Regions from separate parts of the Homo sapiens genome. Here all the other regions are linked to region 1. A link is a contact called in ENCODE Hi-C or POLR2A ChIA-PET data. All regions are on one chromosome and are shown on one strand. Each heading gives the region's core, a stretch centred on a gene start or an enhancer-like site at or near the end of the contact. The rest is flanking DNA. Distances are from core to core; before and after follow the strand shown.

Region 1 (3,909 bases), core at 697-3,196:
TGATGAATGGATAAACAAAATGTGATATCTATATACTGGAATATTATTCAGCCATAAAAAGAACAAAATGACCAACATGGATGAACCTTCAAAACATGTTAAGTGAAAGAATCCACACATGAAAGGCCACAAAGGTATGATTCCATTTACATGAAATATCTTAAATAGACTTTCAAAAACTACTTGCATAAAAATTTAACTGACATGGGCAACTACTTTCAGATTATCTGTGATGTGCAGCTGGAGCTGGGAAAGGCAGGAACAGAGAACACTGAAACCACAGATGTGGCCGGTCATGGTGGCTCATGCCTGTAATCCCAGCACTTTGGGAGGCCGAGGCAGGAGGGCTGCTTAAGCCCAGAAGTTTGAGACCAGCCTAGGCAACAAAGGGAGACCTCTCTCTACAAAATAAAAAATTAAAAACAAAAACAGAAAAACCACTAGGTTGGCATAGTGGCATGCGCCTGTGGTCCCAGCTACTCAGGAGGCTGAGGCAGGAGGATCACTTGGGCCCATGAGGTTGAGGCTGCAGCGAGCCATGACTGTGCCACTGCACTCCAGCCTGGGTGACAAAGCTGCAAAAAAAAAAAAAAAAGAAATCACAGATGTTCTGAGACCCTAGTTGTTGACTAGAACGGTATTTCACTCCTGGGATGAAAATGTGGGTAGAAGGTTTCATGACACGGTTCTGCCACAGACACAACTCTCACATTATATGAGGCCTTTAACTTTGGTCACAGAAATGGACGGTGAATAAGGAGTCAGGAAAGCTCACCCTTTTCACTAACCAGCTGTGTAACCTTGGGTAAGTCACTTAAATTGCTATGATCTCTAAACTAAATTTCTAAAGAATTGTGGGCCTCTGTACTCAGCGCAAGGTTTGGAATTAACAGAGTAAACACCACGTTAACCTAGCAATCTAATAACATACCCTATATTATTCTGACTTCTGAAAGACAGCTAGGAAACATCTGTTATTTTAGAAGCTCACTGTTCCCTGGGAAAGATAATTTTGGCACAAGCAGCAGTTCAGATGACAGTTCCAGTGTTTTGGGGAAAACCAACTAATTTATTGACAACAAAGCCTGTTTTTTTTTTTTTTTTTTCCTCCTCCTTAAAATTTCATAGCTATAGGCCCAGAAATACAAAGTCCCCAGAAGACTCTAAAAATATGTTCTCAATTCCTTTTTATTTCCCACCCAGAGCTGAGAAAACAGCACCAACTGTGTCATATTAAACACATCTGCATCCAACACTGATAAAGTGCATGACCGAGGAACAGATAAGAATTGTTTTCAATTTGTTAAAATGGAAATAGTTAAATTTAACCTAATTAGACTAAATAATCAAAGCAGGTGTTTGTAAGATGCCAGTGTTTGTTTTCATTCTCTGTAACTGTTCAGCTATATTTCCCAGGAACTTAGGTAAAGGAAATTAATATGTCATAAAAATCACTGACCTATTTATTCATGTCACATATGTATTATTCATGTTTTAGGCAGTACAAATACAGGGCATTGTTGAACATTTCTCACAGATTTTACCATTTAAGCATCATCAACATCTAAGCTGGCCTGCAGAGGGGCTTATGTTACCTAACTTCCATTATATAAATACAAGCAGTAATAAATGAGAGCCTGTCTTCTAATCGTACACTGATCTACAGAGCGCACTGACTTGGCATTTAGACTATTTAGGGTTTCTGACTCCACTTGCACAAGCTGGTCACTTTTAAGACATTTAAAAGAAAAATAATAACAATAATAAAAGTTATATTCCAGTTAAAACAAAATGTTTATTGCACTTGGCAGAGTGATGAGATCTGAACTATAAATATCAACTAACAAAGAAACCACAAAATGTAGTCACCAGCAGCCTGGTATTAGGAAGTGTTTTGTGCAGTGGCCATAGGTCCACTTTCCAAGGGAAAAAGGGCAGGTGGCTGCCCGGGAGCAGTCAAGCGTGCTCTTTCTAATAACACGCTCCAGTCCTGGGTAGGCTCTCGTATTATTCCACACACCCTCAGGATGGGAAACAGAAACACAAGCAAGAAAGGCCCCATAAAAGCCTGTGACGTGGAAGCTCCTGAAAAGGGGGTCCCTTCTCTGTGGCCTGGGCATTCTGCAGCAGGGACAGAAGCCTGGGAAGTTGAGTCCACGAAGAGGGTTCTCGGACTCCCTTCCCTAAGCGAGTGACTGATGTTTCCTGACTCTGGCCCTGGTTGTGCCGTGAGGCCACAGTGAGGGCAGCTGGAGAGCTCAGGATCTGCCACCTTAGCACACATGGGATGTTAGGCACTTCTCGCTATGCCTCAGTTTCTGTGGTCTCATGAAGGAACATTAGTACTTTCTTCATTAATGCACATAAAATGCTTGGCAGTGCTTGGCATAGAGATAGATGCTCAATAAATGTTGGCCACTATTATTATAGCCCCCTACAAACAAGGAGGATGAGATTGAAAACAATGTTTCCTAAAAATGAGGGTATAATGGGCATCCTATCCATATTTCAGGGGTAGGAAAACAGCCTTCTGAGATCATTTATATGAAGGGTATGGATGGACAAATCCTTATCAGCCTAAAATATTCCTATCTATGATTGCTATGTCATTTCTTTAGGATTAATCAATCCTCTTCATGAGTCATATTTCAATATATTACACATACACATAATTATAAAAGAACCAAGTTGCATAAAATTTATAAAATGGAGACTAGGAAAGGAAAAACCCGCTCATAAAACCCAACAAGAGAGCTTAAAATGAAAGTCTGAAAGTGCAGGTAGGTATTTGTTTAAATACTTGGTAAAAGAAAATGTTCAATTCAGTAGCTGTGACAGACACAATTTTAAGGGGTGTGGGCATAAGAGAAACAGAAAGTCCATCTGTCAAAGGGGTAAATATTTAGTCAAGTCTTAGATAGTATTTCTGTAAACAGAAATTTCAATGGAAAATTTCCAACCTGAGAGCAAATAATTTAAGATGGGTTTAATATAAGAATTAAAGCTCTCGTCTCCATGTCGCTGCCCAGCCTGAGACCCAGCCCTCTGAGTCCTTGTGGCAGTTCGGCTTTTTCTTTCTTGTTCCCTCAACTACAACTGGACACTATAATTTTCTTTCCATTCCAGCAGGAAACTGATATATACTAACGATGACAGCTGGATTCAGAAGAGGAAAAAGAACACAGGGGACAGAGAGTCCTTGTGGGTTTAAAACTCAAAACAAAACCCCCAGATTTGAAAATTTTAAAACCTAGTTAATGGCTGAGGAAACCTCAAATGATTGGGAAGCACTATGATAAAAGTTTGAATTACATAAAACACATCATTATCTTAAGCTTTTCTAATAATCTTCTCTGCCTTTCTCCTTCACTGTTTTTCTCCTTGTTTATGCCCCTAGCCCTTCAACGTGGTTCTAAGACATGTCAGAGGTAGGAACAGCCTTCCAAGGCCATTTACAGAATAGGACTGGAGAGGGGATGAGCAGATGCTCCTCCATCCAAAAAAGTTTCCCTGAAATTGTTATTACTTCATTTCCTTTGGAATAATCAATCCCTTTCAAGATTCATATTTAAATACATTTAATTTAAACATATGTATATACACATAATGAAACAGAATTATGTTTCATAAAATTAGTAAAATAGAAAATAAGAGAAGGAATCTCCCCTGTAATCCCACCATTCTAAAATAATTCCTTTTACCATAGCGCTGGCTTTCATTCTAGTCTGTTCCTCCATTCCCCACTCCCTACCTCCCAAACCCCTAATATTGATTATCAAAATGGCTGGGCAAAAGCAAAGTGAATGCATCTCCAGTTACATTCTTTTTTTTTCTTTTTTTTCTTTTTTTTAGAGACAGGATCTTGCTCTGTCACCCAGGTTGGACTGCAATGGTGTGATCACAGATCAC
Region 2 (3,909 bases), core at 800-3,299, 230 kb after region 1:
GAAAGCATGAATGAAAAATCTACCTAGTAGTTTCTTTTTAAGAATATTAGGGAAATACATATAAACTTAAGTTCATATAGTACTCCAGGTGGAGGAAGCTGTTTTAAAAAATCAGTAGGCACTGGGTATCAGATAGCCCATGAAAAGAGAACCAACAAAATATAACAAGCAAAAGCTCTACATCAGCAAAACATCAAGTTTGAAAACTCCACACACATCAACTAGTCAGGAAGTTGTGAGATAAGGTTGTGTGTACTGCTTACTCTTGAAGGGTCTCCACTTACATCCCTCAAAGTTGGTTTTATCTCTGCCTCTTGTACAGGAACACTATGAAAGAACCTTTCATTATGTGATTACAGTGAAGGAGGAAAGTCAGACATGCCTCTGAATGAACACATTTTCCTCCTGGAGAAACTGGTGACAGCACACTGCTTCACAGGAAGTGCTCTAGGGAATCAATCATTTAAGAAAAAGTTCAGTAGCAAGTCATCTTACTGTCCTGTTGCTTGCGAAAATTTACCTGGATATGGGAAATACAGAAAATTAAACTTAAAGAAAAATTAAATGAGCAGCTCACAAAGGCAGCACTGTGCCATGTCAGAACACAGGCTGGCAAGGAGAAGAACTGGGTTCCTGTTCCAGAGCTGCCACAAACTAGCTTTGCAATCTTGGGCAAACCAGGTAACATCCAGGGTTCAGCTTCCTCTTGTCCAAGAGAGCTGGATAATATCATCTCTATGATCCTTCCAGCTCTAATGGTTTGTGAATATATCACTGAAAACTCAGAATTATAAACAAGCCCCATTTCTTCTCCCCACACAGCAACAAAAAACCCCAAACTGTAATCTCCCTACCTTTTATACTCCTATATGGGGGATTTAAGTGGCCACCGGTTTAAACAAGGAGCTGTAAAATCAGGATGATTTTAAACGGACTGTCATCTACATTCAAGTCATCAAATTTCAAAATAGAATAGAATTGTATTTTAGACTGTATGGAATGGCTTTCTTCATCCATTGAGAGAAAAGTAGATCACAGTTACTACTCTGAAGAATAAGAAATGCAAGTTCCACATTCTCCCCTCTAACTAGGGTTGCATTCTGCCTGCAAGTCACTTCACTGCCTCCGTGTATTCAGACGGCAGTCACATTCACCTAAGGCTTGACTCTTAAACTCATAGTTTTACCACTAGGCACAGATCTAGCTTTGCCAGGGCAACTATGCTCTTGGAAGGGTGTACCTCAGGTGTGGCCCAGCCATTCCAATGTAAATGATGTTCTTCTCTGTCATTTATATTTTTAACTCTTAAAGGTTTTAAGCACATGTAAGTATATTTAATTATTATTAATTTAAAGGAAGTTCATGGGGCAAAAGGTTATGTTTAAAAGCAGGAATTCTCCAGTAATGTAAATAACACTAATTTCTTGATGACTTTGGATTTTTATTGACTCCTAAACTGAGACATTTCTTTAGCTAAAGTCAGCAATACGAAGAATCAAGTTTTTCATAGGGGACGGGGTTCCAGTGTTAGAACACTGCTATTACATATACAGTTCATCGCTCATTCAGTCATCAGTTTCTTCTCACGCCTATGTATGTGAGGTTACCATGTGAATGGCAACATAGAAAAATGACTGGACCTCATTACAACGGAAACTAATGTTTTACAGAAAAACAGTCAGGATCTTATTTTTTATTTAAGCAGTCACTGGAAGAATTCTTTGGTTTATAAGAACCTGTCTTTTTGTGATAATTGTTTTTTTTTTTAACAAACATCTCTTATTTTACATTAATTCCCAATTTTAACACGGCTGTCGCACACAAATTAAATACATAAGATTTGGGTGCTATGTGAAAAGTGTCAAGGCAAAATAATGTTCATAGGAAGCTTTCACGTCTTAGTTACAGTAAAAGCAAAATACACTTCCCTTAATTTGTTTTTTAAACACTACCCAACAAACCCAAAAAACTAAATGTTTTAACTTGTCCTTGGAAAGAGAAGTTGGGAAATCAAAGGCCTCTAGCACATGTTTACTTCTTAGCAAGATGGTGAACATCAGTGAAGTAATCATTAATCATAGCTGGATTCCTCAGCAAAGATGTTGGCATTGGCACTACAGCCAGTCACCAGCAATGACTGCAAGTAACTCTAGGACACTGACGCCTATTTGATTTGGAAGAGAATAAGGAACATAATGATGCCTGAAATGTCCTGTGCGCCTTTGCCTTTCTTCATCTCAAGGCCTTGCAACATCACAAGCGCAGCTGTTAACCAGATGCATGCAACATAAGCCACAGAGTGTGAGAAAAAAAGTATTAGCATTATTTCCATGGAACTAGTCATGTGGTTATTATAGAAATAATCAGCATTAGCATACTACAATATTTGTTTTGTTCTTGAATTGTAACACCCTAGGGAAAAAGTTGCCTTTATTTTTAAAAAGTTAAAAATGAAAGTACATGTTATATATCTTTGCTGAAAAATGGTGGGAAATGGATTTGTCAAAACCATATGGAAAGGAAGAGGGAATCAATTAAAAACAGAAATCTAATAAATCTAAAATATTTCCAAATGAAATGCTTGTGGTAAGCTAACTTCTTGTAAACACCGCACTCAAGTCACTTGAACAGTCCCAGATGGTGAACTAACTTTGTGGTCTTAAAACAAAAGTCAGCCAAAAAAACCAAGACTACAACTTTATTATCAATGCAGTGGGAAACATGAGATCCATAATCAACCAACATGTTACTTTTTTTCTTTCCAAAATTTAAGAGATTTGTGGAGTTTTACTAAATAAGACAATTTTAAGCTAAAGTTTAAGTCTGTGTATGTGAAATGGAGAAATAAAAATTAGAGATAAAACTACAGTTAAAAGTGAGGTAAAATCTACAGTTATTTATATACCTTAGAAAAAATTTCTAAAAATGCCACAGTTTTGAAATGTATTATAAAGTCTAACATTCTAAATTACCATGAACTTTCTTCAGTTAACATTTGTATGATTTTATTCAAGAAAAATTTTAAACCTTTTTTTAGAGTTGGGTTATAAAAAAAAAAGTGATTTATGCGTTGACCAGAAATTATACATGGTGGAATAAACATGTGCCTTACCTGCTCCACCGTCAATAATCCATCAGAAGATTCTGGCACAGGCTGCATGGGCAGAAGCTGGCACAACATGCCTAAAAGTAAAGCAACTTCCTTCATACTTCTCCAACAACATACCAGCACCATCTGCGCAGTTACATCACATGTTTTTACTTCTTTACCTTAAACAAAAAAAAACACAACGATTGCAACCTTGATTACTCATATCCCAGGTTTCTAAAAACAAGCTTATTCATAATTTCCCCAAGAATAATCTGCTTGAACAAACCCGATTTGTCATGTTATATTTACTCAGAAGGAAAGAAGCTAACATTTGTCGAGCATGTGTTATGAGAAGAAATCATGCTAAGTTTTTTTTTTTTTCTTTTTTGGAGACAGGGTCTCGCTCTGTCACCCAGGCTGGGGTGCAGTAGCATGCTCATGGCTCACTGCAGCCTTGACCTCCCAGGCTCATGCAATCCTTCTACTTCAGCCTCCCTAGTAGCTGGGACTACAGGTATGCGCCACCACACCCAGTTAATTTTTGTATTTTTTTGTAAAGACAGGGTTTCACCACATCACCTCCTGGACTAAAGCAATTCTCTCGCTTGGGCCTCCCAAAGTGCTGGGATTATAGACATGAGCCACCATGCCAGGCCCAGTATTTTAATTTATTATTTTCAAATTAAATTTTAAAATAAAACACAATATTGTTCCAAAACTTGTTTAATCTTTAATTTCCAAAGATTAAACAAACTCTGCCTCTCTGTCATAAAGTATGATATGGATGACTATAATAAATACACTCCTTATTTATTTTG
Region 3 (3,909 bases), core at 701-3,200, 170 kb after region 1:
TCCAGACCTACACCACTAAAATGCTAAGAAAAATAACTAAAATAATTCTCTATCACTTATACCCTGGAAAATAAAATAAATACAATTTAACATCTCCCAACATAGTCACTAGAAACAATTTTACTTGGATCATCCCATGATTTTAGAAACACATTTTCTTCTTAAATTGTACTAAATTATCCTAAGCTATTAATTTGAATATGAGCTCTCTTTAATAAGACAGAATAGAGATTGTACTTAACACAGTAAACAAAACTATTATTTTGTTCCTCTTTCAATCTACCTGTTTCCATGTACCCCAAATCTACTCATTTCCCAATGCCTTGTAAAAAATACTACTTCCCCCCAACATATACTCCACTCAATTCTACCATTTATAAATTTCTAATGTGTTCATCACTCACATCACATTGTACAGGTGATTTTTATATGGTGTCTCCTATTTGTATCTGACTCACATGTAACAATTTTTGTCTTCCTAACTGAACTGTAAACTCCTTGAGTAAGATCCAAGTTTTATATTCTTCATGTACTCCCCTATTATGTTAATACTGAGTTCATGATAAGTGCTTTCAAATTCTCATTGGCTCACTGATTTAAGGTGGAGAGTGTGCAAAAGCTAGACAATGCTATACATTAAGAACCTGCATGAAGCTTTGGCAAAGCACACTCCAAGAAGTCAAAAATAAACCTTTTCTGATTGCTACATATTGACATGTATCATTTAGCTGGGACTCACAGCTGAAAGTTAATACACACAGGGGCTAAAAGGAAAGACCTAGAGCTAAGCGCCATATTAGTTTAGCTCCTGTCCTGTAAGAAATGAGGAGCTATGAAGCTGAGCTCACTCACATGGAGATGGAGGCTATTTTAGAAAACATGCATATTGCACAGGTTGCAGAGCTTTGCTGGTTCTGATTTTACATAAAATCAGTTCTTCATTCTGTCAGGCCAAGTCAGTCACGCAGCAATAAACAGAAAGGAAAAGAGCTTTAAAAGTTAAAATGTAATAATATTACTTTAAAAGCACAAGTGAAACTTCTGTTTTCTCATTCTTTAAAACCCAAAAAACACATCTAAAATAAGACTAATGGGTGCAAAAATTCAGTCATTACAGGTACCCTCTACACACTTACAAAGGATCCTCTGCTCCTTTCTTTATATATGAAACAGGAACTTCTTGTCTGTACTATGCGACAGGGACTGTTCTACGGCACTGGGAATACATCATTTTACCAAACTTACAATTCCAGTAACATTATGTAAAGCCTTACTTTAGTATTTTAAAAAAAGAAAAGACCTCAGGAATATTCCAAACCTTATTTTACAGAGAAGAAAACCAAAGCCCAGAGAGGTTGGCTATTTTGTCTCAGTTGATTATAGTGGTTATATTGTAACAAACGCAGGAGTAGAAACCAGATTTCTTATTTCTCCTCTAGTAACAAAATTTACTTATTCATTAGGCAATTATTCCTATATGCCTTCTATATGCCAGATACTATGCTAGACTCTAGGTACCCAAGAATGGTTAAGATACTGACCTTGTCCTCAAAAAGCACGGTCTTAAGAGCAAGACAATCAGATGAGTACAATCACAGAAGTGGTAACAGAAAGAAAAACCAAACTATATCTCTAATTGCCTAGGACTTCCAATATGTTAAAGAAAATGAACTTCTAATAGTTTGTTTTATCCTCACAATAGCCCTAGGAGTAGACAGCACAGATCTTATTATTCCTGGTATATAGATGGAGAAACTGAAGTGCAAAGTGGATAAGGGGGCCTATTAAGGTCATCTCCAGTGGCAGCAAAATGCCTAGAAACCAGGTTTGTTTACTCCAAGTCAGACCTTTATTTCCCATTAGATGGAAAAAGCAGATGTTCTTTTTATGTCCAGTTCCCTCTGACCAAGAACACACATTTCCAAATTGCGAGCAGGACAATCTGTGGTTGTGAAAGGAAACAACTGACTTGTGAGGTGTGTCACCGGCTGAGGTTAGTTATCCGGTGGATAAGTAACCAACCAAGATATCATTATTACTAGCCTTCTTAAAGTGCCCATTACGTACCCAGAACAGATGAAAAAGGTCCTTCCTTCAGAAAGTTAATATTGGAAGGAACAGGCATATAAACATTTAAACAAAAAGTGACATAATTAAACAAACTAAAACTAAAAGAACCATCACAAGCAACTGCAAATTTAAGACACTAAAGGTTTTGCAAAGCAAACCTAATGGGAGCTGCCAAGAAATATATCTTCATGGGTTAAACAGGGAACAGAAGCCTTGTACACATAATGGTCCATACCGATCTTCAGATTACTAAAATTAAAAGCTCTCACATTCTTCACAGTTAAAAACTTCTCATTCCTATTTCCTTTTTTCTAGAAATCTTATATATTTTGTAATCTTTCCTATCCAAGAGGAATAAATTTATAATGGAGGTTTCCATCATTGTAACTTTGGCAAAAAATTAAAATTGTATAGTATCACTGCCCTATTCTTCCTCCCTCAGATACAACCTAAATGAGGTTTTCTCATTTTCTGATCATTTTCTCCTATACATAGTAAAATGTATATATATTTATATATATATTCAAGAATCACTTCATAAAAAACAAAAAAAAATTTTCTTCAAGTTCAGTTTTAAACATTAATTTTACTTGTTTGATGACTTAATATCATATTTCATTTATACCAGTATTTATCAAGGCCTTATAACATGACCCAACTGTTTTAAACTGTAGCACACTGGAGAATTATTAACAAAATAGACAAAGCTAAGGAGAAACAAATATTAGTGATTTCAAGTTAGTGACAGGAAGAATTTCTTTAAGAACAGGCTAAAAAATAAAAATTATAATCATCCCTCCACAAGAGTAATGTTTTATTTATTTAAAAAATACTCAGTTAAAAAAAAAATTAAAAAGCTCTCTGGTATTGCCTGAACATGCTCAAGGGATTTATACTTACAGCCAGTTACCTTCCTTTTAAATATCTGGTGAATGTTACAGGGTGACAAGAAGCAATTTAAATGATAATTCGGAAATACCATAGTAGGTTTCATTAGAATTATCACTAGTACATCACAAAATGATTTCATATTTTTTTAATTCCTAAGATTTAGTTCCATCACACAAAAATGCATTTCAATAAACATTAGCTTAAAACTTAAATATGAAGCATAATGACTTTTTTAGGGAAGAAGGGAATAGGGCTTTGAATATAACTCTAGATCCTCAAGAGAAAGACCACTGGGCCAAACTGGATCCTAAATAAAGTTAAGGAAGTAATTAAATGTGCAGCAACAGTGACATCTAGTGTTAACAACTGCAAGTCAATTAGATTACCATTAAATCCTCTTAAGTGCTAAAAAACAACTATTCAAAGCTTTTCTTCTTTAAAAACAAACAGATCTTGTGCATTTTTATCTAAAAACTACCCAAAATCAAAATGGTTCCACAGGTTTCTTTTCAGGCATAACAAAAAAGCTGTTTTTTAAAGACAAAAACAAATTAGAGGTTAAACATAAAACTAAAGACCAAAAGTAAAAAGCACTGTTTATTTCTTGTGGTTAACACATATAGGTGCTCCTCTTAGTACAAGAGTTTAATGCAAAGGTAATGTGAGAGATGTTCTAATGAGAGGATCATAAACATTTAAACTTCCACCTATAAAATTAAAGATATTATACAAGCTAGGATAATATATACAAGTAAAGTTAAGACATTTCAGGACTACTTAAAGAAGATGCAATTAAAAAAAAAAAAACAAAAAAAACACTAGCTTTTGCATGGAGAAACAAGCTCTACATTTCACCCCTTGCTACCTTGCTAAATTTTTGTTGCTTTGAAAGGTCCACTTATTAAACAGTTGATATTTTTGCCCAAGGGTTTATAACTTGGCAGCATA

Evidence for each region. A loop is a pair of places that touch in the nucleus more often than their neighbours do. ChIA-PET counts read pairs that join two places held with the same protein, here RNA polymerase II (POLR2A). Pooled maps may share reads with other maps.
Region 2: a pooled map shows a loop between it and region 1 (2.1-fold over the local background). The contact joins two enhancer-like sites. A Hi-C loop is called at or near these places in 2 of 50 pooled maps. POLR2A ChIA-PET finds 5 or more read pairs at or near these places in 4 of 52 experiments (AG04450, CD8-positive, alpha-beta memory T cell, MCF 10A and 1 more).
Region 3: a loop to region 1 is called in a map of aorta, with 2.5 times the contacts of the local background. The contact joins two enhancer-like sites. A Hi-C loop is called at or near these places in 4 of 168 maps with a recorded cell type or tissue (CD14-positive monocyte, Calu3, aorta and 1 more), 1 of 37 single-sample maps with no recorded cell type and 6 of 50 pooled maps. POLR2A ChIA-PET finds 5 or more read pairs at or near these places in 3 of 52 experiments (HEK293, IMR-90 and activated T-cell).

What each region holds. Positions count from the first base shown.
Region 1 is chr2:43,311,630-43,315,538 of GRCh38, forward strand. All of the region lies in intron 31 of THADA (THADA armadillo repeat containing), which reads right to left. Among named protein-coding and RNA genes, the nearest start is that of LINC01126, 86 kb to the left of the region's middle. Within about 2 kb of position 1,947, at least 8 of the 41 ENCODE cell types and tissues checked have a DNase peak (open chromatin) inside an H3K27ac peak, as active enhancers do.
Region 2 is chr2:43,538,047-43,541,955 of GRCh38, forward strand. It overlaps THADA (THADA armadillo repeat containing), which reads right to left. Exons shown (of 38, transcript NM_022065.5): 21 at 3,113-3,270. Among named protein-coding and RNA genes, the nearest start is that of THADA, 56 kb to the right of the region's middle. Within about 2 kb of position 2,050, at least 16 of the 41 ENCODE cell types and tissues checked have a DNase peak (open chromatin) inside an H3K27ac peak, as active enhancers do.
Region 3 is chr2:43,481,186-43,485,094 of GRCh38, forward strand. All of the region lies in intron 26 of THADA (THADA armadillo repeat containing), which reads right to left. Among named protein-coding and RNA genes, the nearest start is that of THADA, 110 kb to the right of the region's middle. Within about 2 kb of position 1,951, at least 11 of the 41 ENCODE cell types and tissues checked have a DNase peak (open chromatin) inside an H3K27ac peak, as active enhancers do.